Linked DNA regions of Homo sapiens: region 1 is linked to region 2. A link is a loop called in an ENCODE intact Hi-C map of the cell type or tissue named here. Cell type or tissue: ovary. All regions are shown on one strand. Each heading gives the region's core, and the rest is flanking DNA. Links, peaks and the distances in the headings are about the cores only.

The links. Peaks named below come from ENCODE experiments on the same cell type or tissue, not always from the same donor. Only the 100,000 strongest peaks of a DNase experiment are listed, where the experiment ranks them.
Region 1: a loop joins it to region 2, with 2.3 times the contacts of the local background. A loop is called at or near these places in 1 of 110 quality-filtered maps.

What each region holds. Positions count from the first base shown.
Region 1 is chr19:40,862,984-40,867,378 of GRCh38, forward strand. No RefSeq gene overlaps it. Among named protein-coding and RNA genes, the nearest start is that of CYP2A6, 15 kb to the left of the region's middle. In ovary, for the core only: no CTCF peak of the experiment used is centred there; no DNase peak of the experiment used is centred there; H3K27ac peaks cover 1,531 bases.
Region 2 is chr19:40,918,966-40,923,360 of GRCh38, forward strand. No RefSeq gene overlaps it. Among named protein-coding and RNA genes, the nearest start is that of CYP2A7, 39 kb to the left of the region's middle. RefSeq lists a silencer at 2,087-2,357. In ovary, for the core only: no CTCF peak of the experiment used is centred there; a DNase peak (open chromatin) is centred at 2,426; H3K27ac peaks cover 1,731 bases.

The DNA.
Region 1 (4,395 bases), core at 308-4,307, 56 kb before region 2:
GATATCTAAGCTGCCAACACATATTGGAAAATGTTTGAAACTTGAGATCTGTGGTTTATTATGAAACACGCAGTGCCCTGGAGTTTGAATTTCTTCCCGGTTGGTCTTAGTACCCTGTCTACAGATTGAGGGGAAAGGGCAGGAAGGGGAGTAAGTGTAGTTAAGAGCATAGCCTTGGCCAGGTGCGGTGTCTCACGCCTGTAATCCCAGCACATTGGGAGGCCGAGGTTGGTGGATCGCTTGAGGTCACGAGTTCAAGACCAGCCTGGTCAACATGGTGAAACCCCCATCTCTACTAAAAATACAAAAGTTAGCCAGGTGTGGTGGTGGGTGCCTATAATCCCAGCTACTCAGGAGGTTGAGGCAGGAGAGTCACTTGAACCCGGGAGGCAGAGGTTTCAGTGAGCCGAGATTGTGCCACTGCATTCCAGCCTGGGTGACAGAGTGAGACTGTCTCAAAAAAAAAAAAAAAAAAAAAAGAGTCAAACAGATCTGACTACTACATCTGTGATCTGTGCTAGGTCCTTTCAGTGGTTGAACCTTAATGGTTGTGACTCTCTGTTTGCTCATATGTAAAATGTGGATGATCATAGAACCTTTATCACAGATTTGTGAAGACTGCATAGCACACTCCATGAAAAGTTCTCCTTAGCACAGCATCAGGCACAGGGAAGCTCAACGCCTTGAAGGTGCTGTTTTTATTTCTAGGTCCCTAAGATCTTCCTCGTCCTCCTTATGGCTCCCCCCTTTATTCTCCATATTTGTTCCTTCCTTGAAAGTCAAGGGTGCAGGAAGAAGATGATATCCTGGAGGCCAAGCCCACACAATTAGGACATGTAGTGGACATTTACCTGTTCTTAGATCCACTGCTGCTCTTCCTCTGCTTGTCTATCACAAGGGGCTGACACCTGCACACTAATTCTGTCTTGAGGGAGACTGTGTAGGGGAACATGGCCATTTGAGTTCATTAGGAAAGGGTTTTGAGGTCAGGACATGGGTATTTGGTGTACATGGGAGTTTGGTGGCCTCTATTGTAGGAGGCTTTGGAAATGTGTATTGTTGGGAGGTCCTGAGGGAGGAAGTTTGGGATGAACATGGAGATTCTAGGCTGTGGAGGAAGATGTAACATGGCTATTGGAGGATTCTGGGACCTTACCTTGGTACCTTGGTAATGAGGACATCTTCAGCTTTATTTTTATGTATTTACTTTTTTTTGAGATGGAGTCTCACTCTGTCACCCAGGCTCGAGTGCAGTGGCGTGATCTCAAAATACTAAAAATTAGCTGGTTGTGTTGGTGGGCACCTGTAATCCCAGCTACTTGGGAAGCTGAGGCAGGAGAATCGCTTGAACCTGGGAGGCAGTGGTTGCAGTGAGCTGAGATCATGTGGCTGCACCTCAGCCTGGGTGACAGAGTGAGACTCTGTCTCAAAAAAAAAAAAATGTTCATGCCTCAGCTGCTCAGCCAGTAGTCATTCTTTTCTCAGTAGCTGTTTTCTCCTCAGCTTTGTGGAGTCTTTCCCTCAGCCTGTGCAGCTCTGTATTCAGCCAATGATTTGAGGCCACTGTAAGCAGCTCTTTCCCTTTGGAGCTCTTTTTGTAAGCAAAAGCTCAGTTTCTTACGTAAGAAAACCCAATTCCCCTTGAGGAAGAGAAAGAGCTGGAGTCCTTTAAAATTAACTGCCTGTTTTTCTGTGGCTAGGGAGCCTTATCTCTCCCTTTGCCAGGCATTGTGAAGACTCTGTTTCTCTAGCTGTGCAGCTGCAAGGTCACTAGACAGATAATCTCAAGTCGTAAAATATGCCGTTCCTTGAAAAGTAAGAAATGATGTAATGCATGTCTCAACTGGATAAGTGTCTTTGTTTCTCGATTCTGTTTTATGCTTCCCCCTGCACAGATCTCCTCCTGCACCAGAAGTGCTTAAAAGGTAACTGGACTCTTTGTTTGGGGCTCAGTCATTTTGGATGTTGATCTGACTGGGCCGGTGCACCTAAATAATAATAAGAAATCCTCCTCAACCCCTCAGTCTCTCTGATTCCTAAATTATCTCACTGCAAAGGCAAGATAATTGCTTGAGCCCAGGAGTCTGAGACCAACCTGGGCGACATAGTGAGATCCTGTCTCTACAAAAGATTAAAAAAATTAGCCGGGCATTGTGGCGCATGCCTGTGGTCCCAGCTACTCGGGAGGCTGAGGTGGAAGGATTGCTTGAGCCCAAGAGGTCCTGGCTATGGTGAGCTATGATCACACCACTGCCTTCCAGCCTGAGTGACAGAGCAAGACCTTGTCTCAAAAAAAAAAAAAAAAAAATTGGGCTGGGCATGATGGCTCAGGCCTGTAATCCCAGCACTTTGGGAGGCTGAGGTGGGTGGATCACCTAAGGTCAGGAGTTCAAGACCAGCCTGACCAATGTGGTGAAACCCTGTCTCTACTGAAAAATACAAAAATTAGCCAGGTGTGGTTGTGTGCACCTGTAGTCCCAGCTACTCGGGAGGCTGAGACAGGGGCCTAGGATTAAATAAGGAGTTTTGGCAAAACTAGGCTGGAACTCCAAAACCTGCTACGTAAGTACTCACGAGGGTTGCTAGTTATTAGTATTATTACTTTGTTGTTATTTTTAGGAGTGGAGCAGGTTGTATTTGTATCTTACATCACCGGCTCTGGTCAGATTTCAATTAATGTCACAGATAGGATTTAAACATTTCTTTTATTATTTTTAAGATTTTAGGCCAGGCACGGTGGCTCCCAGCACTTTGGGAGGCTGAGGGGGGTGGATCACCAGAGGTCAGGGGTTCGAGACCAGCCTGGCCAACATAGTGAAACTCCGTCTCTACTAAAAATACAAAAAAAATTAGCTGGGCATGGTGGCACGTGCCTGTAACCCCAGCTATTCGGGAGGCTGAGGCCAGGAGTTTGAGACTAGCCTGGGCAAATAGTGAGAACTTGTCTCTACCAAAACAAAACAAAACAACCAACAACATTAGGCCAGGCGTGGTGGCTCACACCTGTAATCCCAGTACTTTGGGGGGCCGAGGCAGGCAGTGGATTGCCTGAGGTCAGGAGTTTGAGACCAGCCTGGGCAACATAGTGAAACCCCGTCTCTACTAAAAGTACAAAAATTAGCTGGGCATGGTGGTGGGGCACCAGGAATCTCAGGACTTGGGAGGCTGAGGCAGGAGAATCGCTTGAACCTGGGAGGTGGAGGTTGCAGTGAGCCATGATCTGGCCATTGCACTCCTGCCTGGGTGACGAAAGTGAAATTCCATCTCAAAAAAAAAAAAGTTAGCTGGATGCTGGATGTGGTGGCATGTGCCTATAGTCAGCCACTCAGAAGACTGAGGTGGGAGGATCACTTGAGTCTAGGAGTTCAAGGCTGCAGGGAGCCGTGATCATACCACTGCACTCCAGCCTGGGCAACACAGCAGACTCTGTCTCAATAAAAAAAAAAAAAAAAAGCGCAGAAGAATATTAGTTTATGGAGAGTATTATTTAATCTTTAGAAATTTTCTGTACAAAACAAACAATGGAAAATAAGAAATGCATTACTCTATAATAAAATATAGCCTTTTCTCTCTCACATATATATGAATGGATAAAAACAGTCATAACTTCCTACACATTTAATCCTCTATACTAGCTTCCATACCCATTTACCACTCCCTCAAAGACAAACATACCAAAAAGATGCTAAGTAAATGAACAAAATACTTGGTATTCTTAACTATCTAAAGTATTGTACTTAACAGGTATTTTCTTGGCTGACTGGTTCTCCATACCCAACAAACACAGTGATGTCAGCTCTCACCACTCACATTAAACAATATAGCCATTGCTGTAAAGTACAAAAGAGAAATGCAGTACAAATTGAAAAGGAGGAAATAAAACTTTTATTCATCGTTGATATTATCAGATACATAAAATCCCAAGGAGACAAAAGCTACTACTAATGAGATTAGAAGGATCCCAGAAACAGACACAGACATGCACACACACCTCCCCACAGACACAGATACACACTCACAACACACTCAGAAGTACATTTTATTTTATTTTGAGACAGTCTCGCTGTGTCACCCAGGCTGGAGTGCAGTGGCTCCATCTCAGCTCACTGCAACCTCCGCCTCCCGGGTTCAAGCGATTCTCCTGCCTCAGCCTCCCCAGTAGGTGGGATTACAGATGTGCACCACCATGCCCGGCTAATTTTTTGTATTTTTAGTAGAGATGGAGTTTCACCATGTTGGCCAGGCTGGTTTTGAACTCCTGACCTCAAGTGATCCACTCACTTTGGCTTCACAAAGTGCTAGGATTACAGGCGTGAGCCACCACGCCCAGCCAGAAGTATCTTTTAAACAGGATTTTTAAAAGTGAGAGTTGACCCTTTCCATAATCTGGAGTTG
Region 2 (4,395 bases), core at 257-4,256:
GTATGTAAGTGTCATACAGAGGTATGCTCTGTAAGACACTTACCTCAGCATATACAGTTAAACCCTTTTTCTATGTGGTTATTGAGAATTTGACTAGTGGTGTTAATTATGGGTAGCCACCGGTACTGATCAGTACTTTTTGTTTATTCCTATTTTTCCAGGAACCATTTGTTTTACACATTGTTCTCTGTATTACTCATATTTACCCAGAGAGAAAAATATATCACTATAATTTGTAAAATTCATATGTTTAATGGAAGGAGCAAAACTGTTCTCCACTTATTACAATTATTTTTGAAACATAAAAAAAGTTGTGAAGATTTCATCTTAATATGGACATTTATCTGTTCTCAAATAATACTTTTATAATTTCTTATGCCTGTCTTTAGTATCTTAATCCTGTTATCTTCAGAAGCTAAGGATGTGTGTCACCTCAGGACCTCTGTGATAATTGTGTTAACTGTACAAATTGATTGTAAAACATGTATGTTTGAACAATATGAAATCAGTGCACCTTGAAAAAGAACAGAATAATAGTGATTTTTATGGAACAAGGGAAGACAAACATAACGTCTGACTGCCTGTGGGGTCAGGCAAAAAGAGCCATATTTTTCTTCTTTCTTTCTTCTTGCAGAGGGCCTATAAATGGACGTGCAAGTAGGAAACATATTGCTAAATTCTTTTCCTAGCAAAGAATATTAATATTAATACCCTGGTAAAAGTATGCGTTCCTGGGGGGAGGTCTATAAATGGCTGCTCTGGGAATGTCTGCCTTGTACAGTTGAGATAAGGACCGAGATAAACCTTGGTCTCCTGCAGAACCCTCATGCTTACTAGGGTTGGGAAAACTTAACCCTGGTAAATTTGTGGTCAGACTGGTTGTCTGCTCTTGAACCCTGTTTTCTGTTATTTAAGATGTTTATCAAGACAATATGTGCACCGCTGAGCATAGACGCTTATCAGTGGTTCTGCTTTTGCCCTTTGCCTTATGATCTTTGTTGGACCCTTATCAGTGGTTCTGCTTTTGCCTTTTGTCCTGTGATCTTTGTTGGACCCTTATCAGTGGTTCTGCTTTTTGCTCTTTGAAGCATGTGATCTTTGTACCTACTCTCTGTTCTTACACCCCCTCCCCTTTTGAAACCCTTAATAAAAGCTTGCTGGTCTGAGACGCAGGTGAGCATCATGGTCCTACCAATATGTGATGTCACCCCTGGTGGCCCAGATGTAAAATTCCTCTCTTTGTACTGTCTCTCTTTATTTCTCAGCTGGCCAACACTTATGGAAAATAGAAAGAACCTATGTTGAAATATTGAGGGTGGGTTCTCCCAATAATAATACAGACATGAAAAACATTTGATGGAAATCCAACATCCATTCCTGATTAAAAATTATCAGCAAGCTAGAAATAAACAGAATTTCTTACCCTGACTAAAGGCATCTACAAAAATATCTGCAGCCAACATCATACTTAAAGGTGAAAGACTTGATGCTTTCCCTCTAAGATTGGGAGCAAGTAAAGAATGGCGGTTCTTACCACTCTGATTCAAAATCGCGCTGGAGGTTCTATCTATTATTCCACTCTCTAGGTCCATGTGTACACATTGTGTAGCACCCACTTACGAATGAGAACATGTGATACTTTCTGTGCCTGGCTTATTTCACTTAAGATAATCACCTCCAGTTGTATCCATGTGGCTATAAAAGACAAGACTTTATTCCTTTTTATGGCTAAATAGTATTCAATGGTGTATATATACCACATTTTATTTAACCATTCATCTGTTGATTCCCTATCTTTGCTATTGTAAATAGGATTTGGACCACATTTCAAGTACTTAATTAGTGGCCACATGCAGCAAGTTACTACCATATTGGACAATGTAGCCTCAACCCACTATATGACCTTGGGTAAGACTTGCAAACTGTCACTGCTTCAATCTCTCCATCTATAAAATGGGGATGGCAACAATACCTCCCTAAAAGGGTAAAGACTGAGTCACTGTGTGTAAAGCACTTCATGCCTCCCCACTGGTGCTTCACCCTGGGGCTGGAATGAGCACCCAATCTTAGCGTCAGATGACACAGCACAGCAGGACCCTGGTCCTTGGGTCAGAAAAGTCCATGCTGGCACCTCTCCAGTGTCAGGAAAGTACAGCTTCCACCTCATAAAAATCAGGATTGTTTATCTTATCCTCCTGGGTCAAAGTAACTTCTGGGCTCAGGGTAAACACTGAGTCACTGTGTGTAAAGCACTTCACGCCTCCCCACTGGTGCTTCACCCTGGGGCTGGAATGAGGACCCGATCTTAGTGTCAGATGACACAGCACAGCAAGACCCAGGTCGTTGGGTCAGAAAAGTCCATGCTGCCTCCTCTCCCCGGTCAGGAAAGTACAGCTTCCACCTCTTAAAAGTCAGGATTGTTTGCTTCTCCTGGGTCAAAGTAACTTCTGGGCTCAGGGTAAACACTGAGTCACTGTGTGTAAAGCACTTCACGCCTCCCCATCGGTGCTTCACGCTGGGGCTGGAATGAGGACTCAATCTTAGTGTCAGATGACACAGCACAGCAAGACCCAGGTCCTTGGGTTGGACAGGTCTGTGCTGGCACCTCTCCAGGGTCAGGAAAGCACAGCTTCCACCTCTTAAAAATCAGGACTGTTTGTCTTCTCCTGCTGGGTCAAAGTAACTTCAGGGTCAGGATCCTGGATCCAGCAAAGAGTTTGGTTAACATTGCAAGAAAGATGTTGCCTCATGGTCAAAAGTCAGGCCTAGGATGAGACAGGCAGACACGGACACATTCACATCCAAATTGTGCAAATATGGACTGACCCTGTCAGAGGCTGTGTGGGTGCAGGCTCACAGTGAAGATAGAGACATATGGGAGTCCAGTAGACATCAATCAAACTGGACCCAGTTTCCACACACATGGAGCTCAAGAGTCTCCAGGGGGAAAACAGAGACATAAAGTTAGAGAGAGATAGAGCCAGAGAAATTTCCTGCACCAGGAAGATAGTTGGGAAGAACCCCCTCAGCGCTAGTTAGAGTGATCAGAAACCAAGGGGACCCGATCACTGCACCTGCCAGTCTCAGTTTCTGTCTCCCTCCAACTGACCACCTCTTCCTCTGAGACTCACTGGTTCTGCATTTCTTGCCCCTCCTTCTGTTTCTCCCATCACTTCCACCTATGGCTGTCACAGAAGGACTGATAAAGGAGGGGACACTGGAGATAGACCCTGAGCATTGAAGGCGGCCAGCCCCCCCACACCTGTGGGTATTTCTCATCAGGTTGGACGAGAGACTGAGAAAAGAAATAAGACACAGAGACAAAGTATAGAGAAAGAACAGTGGGCCCAGGGGACTAGCGCTCAGCATACGGAGGACCTGCACTGACGCCGGCCTCTGAGTTCACTCAGTATTTATTGATCATTATTTTTACTATCTTAGTGAGGGGAGTGTAGCAGGGCAACAGGTTGGGAGAAGGTCAGCACAGAAACATGTGAGCAAAGGAATCTGTATCATGAATAAGTTCAAGGAAACGTACTGTGCCCAGATGTGCACACAGGCTAGATTTATGTTTCTCTTTACCCAAACATCTTAGTTTAGCAAAGAGTAACAGAGCAGTATTGCTGCCAGCATATCTCGCTTCCAGCCACCGGGTGGTTTTCTCTTATCTCAATAGAATGAATGGGAATGGTCAGCTTTACACCAAGACATTGCATTCCCAGGGATGAGCAGGAGACAGAAGCCTTCCTCTTATCCCAACTGCAAAGAGGCCTCCCTCTTTCACTACTCCTCCTCAGCACAGACCCTTTATGGGTATTGGGCTGGGGGACAGTCAGGTCTTTCCCTTCCCATGAGGCCATATCTCAGGCTGTCTCAGTGGGGGGAAACCTTGGACAATACCCAGGCTTTCTTGGGCAGAGGTCCCTGTGGCTTTCCGCAGTGCATTCTGTCCCTGGTTAATCGAGAATGGAGAATGGTGATGACTTTTACCAGGCATACTGCAAACATATTGTTAACAAGGCACATCCCACACATTCCTAAATCCATTAAACCTTGATTCAATACAGCACATGTTTCTGTGAGCACAGGGTTGGGGCTAAAGTTACAGCTTAACGCATCTCAAAGCAGAAACAATTTTTCTTAGTACAGATCAAAATGGAGTTTCTTATATCTTCCTTTTCTACATAGACACAGTAACAATCTGATCTCTCTTTCTTTTCCCCACAAGCGTCTGCAGGCTTCCAAAGAGAGGGGCTAGGAGATGCACCAACACAGAAGCACAAATACACCAGCACACACAGATACACACAATTGGTTCACATATTGCTAGGTTACAGTTTGCTATGCGACAAAGGCAGTGGACCAGATTTGATTGAATTGAACAATTCCTTCTTT